2 separate regions of the Homo sapiens genome follow, and region 1 is linked to region 2. The links are chromatin contacts, found by Hi-C or POLR2A ChIA-PET in ENCODE. All regions are on one chromosome and are shown on one strand. The core of a region is the stretch at or near the end of the contact, and the rest is flanking DNA. Distances in the headings are between cores, read along the strand shown. Region 1 overlaps DMC1 (DNA meiotic recombinase 1). Region 2 overlaps PLA2G6 (phospholipase A2 group VI).

Region 1 (3,130 bases), core at 330-2,829, 410 kb after region 2:
CCTCAGGTAATCCACCCGCCTCAGCCTCCCAAAGTGCTGGGATTACAGGCGTGAGCCACGGTGCCTAGCCTTCTTCCTTTCATTGGTCAATTTCATACTGCCTCCCTCCCTTGTTGTTTGTTTACATAAAGCTTCTATCACCTCACCCTATGGCAAATGTTCGCTTGAACTCCTAATTTTGAACTTATAATGATCTTTCTCAGGCTGTATCCTCAAAATCCGTGTGTGTGTAACATTGCTGACAACTCATCGTCTTGAAACTTTCCTTTTGCTTGACTTTTACAACCAGATTTCCTTCTACTTCCTCTGTCTCTGGGTTTCTCATTTTAGTCCTCTTCCTAAATATAAACATACCTCAAAGTTATGTTCTCAATTCTCCTCTCTTCTCTCTCTATAAGTTCTCTTTCCCCCTTGGTTAATTCGTCCATATTTCTGGGCCTACCCCTTTCTCAAGCTGAATTCAATATTTCCCAGTGCCATCTGGATATCCTCATGTACATCATATTCAATACATTAAAATGATGGCTGGGTGCAATGGCTCATGCCTGTAATCCCAGTCCTTTGGGAGGCCAAGGCAGGCAGATCGCTTGAGCCCAGGAGTTGGAGATCAGCCTGGGCAACGTGGTGAAACCTGGTCTCTACAAAAGATAAAAAAAATTAGCCAGGCGTGGTGGTATGTGCCTGTAGTTCCAGCTACTCAGAAGGCTGAAGTGGGAGGATCACTTGACCCTGGGAGTTCGAGTCTGCAGTGAGTGTAATTGGGCCACTGCACTCCAGCCTGGGCAACAGAGCAAGAACCTGTCTCAAAAGAAGAAAAAAATTAGGCCAGGCGTGATGGCTCACGCCTATAATTCCAACACTTTGGGAGGCTGAGGTGGGTGGATCACTTGAGGTCAGGAGTTCAAAACCAGCCTGGCCAACATGGCGAAACCCCATCTGTATTAAAAATACAAAAATTAGCCAGGTGTGGTGGTGTACATTTGTAAACTTAGCTACTTGGGAAGCTGAGGTTGCAGTGAGTTGAGACTGCACCACTGCATTCCAGCCTGGGTGATGGAGAAAGACACTGTCTCAAAAAAAAAAAAGTAAAATTAGTACATTAAAATGAAACATCACCTTTTCTCTTTTTCTCTGAAGCATGATCTTTCCAGTTCTATTGTTAGCATCACATAACTATTCTCCTAGTATCTAGACAAAAAACCTGAGCGGTTTCTCAAACCTGTCTTTCCTTTGTCTACCAAATATAGCCATCAAGTCCTATCAATTTTCCTAATACTTCTTTTCCTTTTCTTTTTATTCTTACCAGTTCCAACCTAGATCAAGTTCTCATTACTTGCCTAGAATATTGCTAAAGTATCCAGTTTACACCCACTATCTTGTTTCAAAGCCTTTCATGTCTAAGATCCCAATCATCTTTCTAGCCCATATCCTGGAATACCTTACACTTTAATTAAACTGCAATTCGTTGTGTTACCCAAACAGGTTCTGCCTGTTTTCCTTATTAACTTTCACCCTCTTCATACCGTTCCCTTCATTTGGGACCATGACTTTCAGTGAGTCAATAATCTTTCAGCCAGGCGCAGTCGCTCACCCCTGTAATCCTAGCACTGTGGGAGGCTGAGGCAGGTGGATCACCTGAGGTCAGGAGTTCCAGAACAGCCTGGTCAACATGTCAAAACCCTGTCTCTACTAAAAATACAAAAAAATTAGCCAGGTGTGGTGGCACACACCTGTAATCCCAGCTACTCGGTAGGCTGAGGCAGGAGAATTGATTGAACCCAAGAGATGGAGGTTGCAGTGAGCCGAGATTGCCCCACTGGACTCCAGCCTGGGCAACAGGGAGATTCCGTCTCAAAAAAAAAAAAATCTTTTTTCTAACTATTAAGCAACATCTTTAGAGAAGTAAGAGGATTAAAAATGATGATATAATTTCCTCTCATGTATTTGTTTTGTCTCATAAACCCATATGAAGAAGTGAAACCTCATTAAATACAAAGTGATTGGAGAACTTAAACAGTAATTGTTTTCCCTTTGGTTTGTCTCATTACTACTGGTTTATGGAATGACTACAAAGATTGTATATCTCAGACAAACTCTTCAGTGGTAACATTCCTATATCACACTATTATGTTAGCAACTTTAAATAAAAAGGTTACAAAGTATTTTCTGTATCAATGAAGATAATCTTTCCTCCTGGGTAGCCACCAGCTCCTGGAAGTTGAGCTGTCACTAGGAAGCAATTAAAAATTTATATTAATAGGAGTGAATAAACTTTGTACACATGACTATATAAATACACATGGAATCTGCTGTTGCAACTCTTTAGTACATTTTGCAAAGAGTCATGATCCTTTCGTTTCTAAACAACATGTTATATTTTCATATTACTTAACCAGTGTGAAATTATAAGTATTCTGCCAGCATAGTTGTTATTCAACAAATAATTTCACTATCTTTCACAATGGAAGATATTCGTGAAAGTTAGTTCTCCCAAAGAATGGAAATAAAATTTAAATATTACTAATTTTCTTTCTTTTTCTTTTCTTTTCTTTTTTTTTTTTTTTTGAGACGAGTCTAGCTCTGTCGTCAGGTTGGAGTGCAGTGGCGCAATCTCAGCTCACTGCAATCTCCGCCTCCCGGGTTCAAGCAATTCTTCTGCCTCAGCCTCCCAAGTAGCTGGGACTACAGGCAGGCACTGCCACACCCAGCTAATTTTTATACTTTTAGTAGAGATGGGGTTTCACCATGTTGGCCAGGATGGTCTTGATCTCCTGACCTCGTGATCTGCCCACCTCGGCCTCCCAAAGTGCTGGGATTACAGGCTTGAGCCACCGCGCCCAACCTACTAACTTTCTTTCTACAAGAAATAGTCACAAATATGGCCGGGCATGGTGGCTCATGCCTGTAATCCCAGCACTTTGGGAGGCCAAGGTGGGTGGATCATTTGAGGTCAAGGGTTCAAGACCAGCATGACCAACATGGTAAAACCCTGTCTCTACTAAAAATACAAAAATTAGCTGGGTGTGGTGGTGCATGCCTGTAATCCCAGCTACTCTGGAGGCTGAGGCAGGAGAATTGCTTGAACCTGGGAGGCGGAGGTTGCAGTGAGCTGAGATCGTGCCACTGCAGT
Region 2 (3,131 bases), core at 446-2,945:
AGGAGATGCCCAGCCAGGCTCCCTGTGTGTGCAGCTAGGCCCAGCACCACCACCACCACCATCATCATCCATCATCATCATCATCATCTTGATGGTTAATAATGAGTGTCAACTTGATTGGATTGAAGGATGTAAAGTATTGACCCTGGGTGTGTCTGAGAGGGTGCTGCTAACGGAGATTAACATTTGAGTCAGTAGGGGAAGGCAGACCTACCCTTAATCTGGGTGGGCACCATCTAATCAGCTGCCAGCACGGCCAGAATATAAAGCAGGCAGAAAAAAATGTGAAAAGGCTAGACTGGCTTAGCCTCCCAGCCTACATCTTTCTCCCGTGCTGGATGCTTCCTGCCCTCAAACATCAGACTCCAAGTCCTTCAGCTCTGGGACTTGGACTGGCTTCCTTGCTCCTCAGCTTGCGATGGCCTATTGTGGGACCTTGTGATCGTGTGAGTTAATGCTCCTTAATAAATCCCCCTTTAGGCCAGGCACGGTGGCTCACGCCTATAATCCCAGCACTTTGGGAGGCCAAGGCAGGCAGATCACGAGGTCAGGAGATCGAGACCATCCTGGCTAACACGGTGAAACCTCGTCTCTACTAAAAATACAAAAAAATTAGCCGGGTGTGGTGGCGGGCGCCTGTAGTCCCAGCTACTCAGGAGGCTGAGGCAGGAGAATGGCATGAACCTGGGAGGCAGAGCTTGCAGTGAGCCAAGATTGTGCCACTGCACTCCAGCCTGGGCGACAGAGCGAGACTCCGTCTCAAAAAAAATAAAATAAAAAAATAAACCCCCCTCTCTCTCTATATATATATCTCCTGTTAGTTCTGGCCCTCTAGAGAATCCTGACTAATAATACAATCATCATCACGCCACCTTCTATTTGGGAAGCACTTTACAATTTGTGCCGAGTTTTGTCACACACTGCCTTGCTGACTTCATCACATCGCCAAAGCAGAATTCATGGATGAGGAAACTGAGGCACAGGGCGGATCCCCCCGCCCAGCCAGAGAGCAGCAGAGCCCTGCCAGGATCCCAGCTCTTCATGGACTTCTCTGCCTGCACACCCACTGCAAGGTCAGCCCCCAAGTGCTAGCCTCAGGGTCCTCTCGGGAACCTGCTTCCTGAGGGCCCTGAGGACCTGCGGGGCCCGGCCCCCTGCCCCACCCACCCACCTCAGGATCCACTCACCTCTGCGTTCTTGGCCCAGTGGAGGGGGCTGGCTCCGTAACGGGGGTCTTTGCTGTGGATCTGGCTGCTGTCCATGCTGATGATCATCTCCGCACACCTGGTGAGAGAGGGGCCCCGGTTGGTGAGCAGAAGCTAGGGTCTGCGTGGCGTGGGATGAAGCCAGGACTTGGAGCTTCATCTACTGCTTACAGAGAGCATCACTGCAAACAAAGTTCAGCAAACCCAACCAGCACACTCACCATGGTTAAGGCTGTACTGAGCCCCTCAAGGCACAACTAACCCCCTCCTCCAGGAAGCCTTCCTGATGCTGCCACCAGCAATGATCACCCTCCCTGGTACTGGCTTTAGAGTCAGATGGGCTTGAAGTCAAGCCCCAGCTTCCTCACTGGTGGCCTCCAGAAGCTGAGCAACATGGAGAGAGTGCTGAGAGGAGTGGCTGGGGTGTAAGGAAGACCAGGCATTTCAGAGCCCAGTTCTGTGCCTGGCACACAGCCACCCTCCACCTCCTTACCACACTGTCAGTGAGTCACACAGTGACCTGCATGCTATAGGAAGCAGTATGACAGAGTGGGAAAGAGCACAATTGCTTTCTACTCGGTGCCTGAGGCAAGCAGTGTCCACCAGAGATCTTAGCATCTCCAGCCTCAGAGCAGAGGCCCCGGGTTCACAAGCCTCATTAGGCCCCGCCTGGCCCAAAGAAAGTGCTCCATCATTGTATCATGGGTAGGAATCTCGGTTCACAAGTTCAGCTGTGCAAGGAGAAGACTTTAAAATTTTTCTGGCTGGGCGCGGTGTCTCACGCCTGTAATCCCAACACTTTGGGAGGCTGAGGCAGGCGGATCACCTGAGGTCGGAAGTATCAAAGGACGGAATGCAGGGACTTGAATGGACATTTGCAGACCCATGTACACAGCAGCATTCTTCACAACAGACAAAAGGTGGAAACAACCCAGGCGTCTATCAGTGAAGGACTGAATGGATAAACAAAATAGTATTCTGCCTTAAAAAGAAAGGAAATTCTGATACGTGCTGCAACATGGATGAGCCTTGAAGACATCATGCTAAGTGAAATAAGCCAGGCACAAAAGGACAAACGCTGTATGATTTCACTGATACGAGGTTCTAGAACAGGCAAGTTCTGAGAGACAGAGAGGATATGGGACTTATCGGGGGCTGTGGGGAGGGGAGAATCGGGAGTTATTAATGGTTACAGTTTCTGTTTGAGGTGATAAGAAAAGTTTTAGAAAGGGGTAATGGTTGGACAACATTGTAAATGTGATTAAAACCACCGAATTGTACACTTAAAAGTGGTTAAAATGGGCCGGGTGTGGTGGCTCACGCCTGTAATCCCAGCACTTTGGGAGGCCAAGGTGGGTGGATCACCTGAGGTCGGGAGTTCGAGACCAGCCTGACCAACATGGAGAAACCCTGTCTCTACTAAAAAATACAAAATTAACTGGGCATGGTGGTGCATGCCTGTAATCCCAGCTACTACTCGGGAGGCTGAGGCAGGAGAATCACTTGAACCCGGGAGGTGGAGGTAACGGTAAGCCGAGATCACACCATTGCACTCCAGCCTGAGCAACGAGAGCGAAACTCTGTCTCAAAAACAAAAAACAAAAGTGGTTAAAATGGCAAATTTTATGTTATATATAATCTATCACAGTTGGAAAAAATAAACATAATATATCAGAATCATTGTATACTTTCAATAGGTGGATTGTATGGAATAGGAACTATATCTCAATAAAGCTTTTTTTTTTTTTTTTTTTTAGTGCAATTACTAGGACAGCCCACATGGGTTTAATTCCCAGGTCTGGCACTTACTGACTGCCTGACTTTGAGCAAATTACTTAATCTCTCTAAGCCCTGGTTTCCTCATCTGTTTTTTGTTTGTTTGTTTGAGACAGGATTTCCCTTTGTCACCCAGGCTGGAGGGCAATG

Evidence for each region. Hi-C counts contacts between places; a loop is a spot of excess contacts on that map. ChIA-PET counts read pairs that join two places held with the same protein, here RNA polymerase II (POLR2A). Pooled maps may share reads with other maps.
Region 1: a pooled map shows a loop between it and region 2 (1.8-fold over the local background). The contact joins two enhancer-like sites. A Hi-C loop is called at or near these places in 1 of 50 pooled maps. POLR2A ChIA-PET finds 5 or more read pairs at or near these places in 2 of 52 experiments (A673 and WTC11).

What each region holds. Positions count from the first base shown.
Region 1 is chr22:38,547,769-38,550,898 of GRCh38, forward strand. DMC1 (DNA meiotic recombinase 1) reads right to left here. Exons shown (of 14, transcript NM_007068.4): 8 at 2,157-2,229. Among named protein-coding and RNA genes, the nearest start is that of DMC1, 21 kb to the right of the region's middle. Within about 2 kb of position 1,580, at least 3 of the 41 ENCODE cell types and tissues checked have a DNase peak (open chromatin) inside an H3K27ac peak, as active enhancers do.
Region 2 is chr22:38,133,801-38,136,931 of GRCh38, forward strand. It overlaps PLA2G6 (phospholipase A2 group VI), which reads right to left. Exons shown (of 17, transcript NM_003560.4): 6 at 1,188-1,284. Among named protein-coding and RNA genes, the nearest start is that of BAIAP2L2, 25 kb to the left of the region's middle. Within about 2 kb of position 1,696, at least 3 of the 41 ENCODE cell types and tissues checked have a DNase peak (open chromatin) inside an H3K27ac peak, as active enhancers do.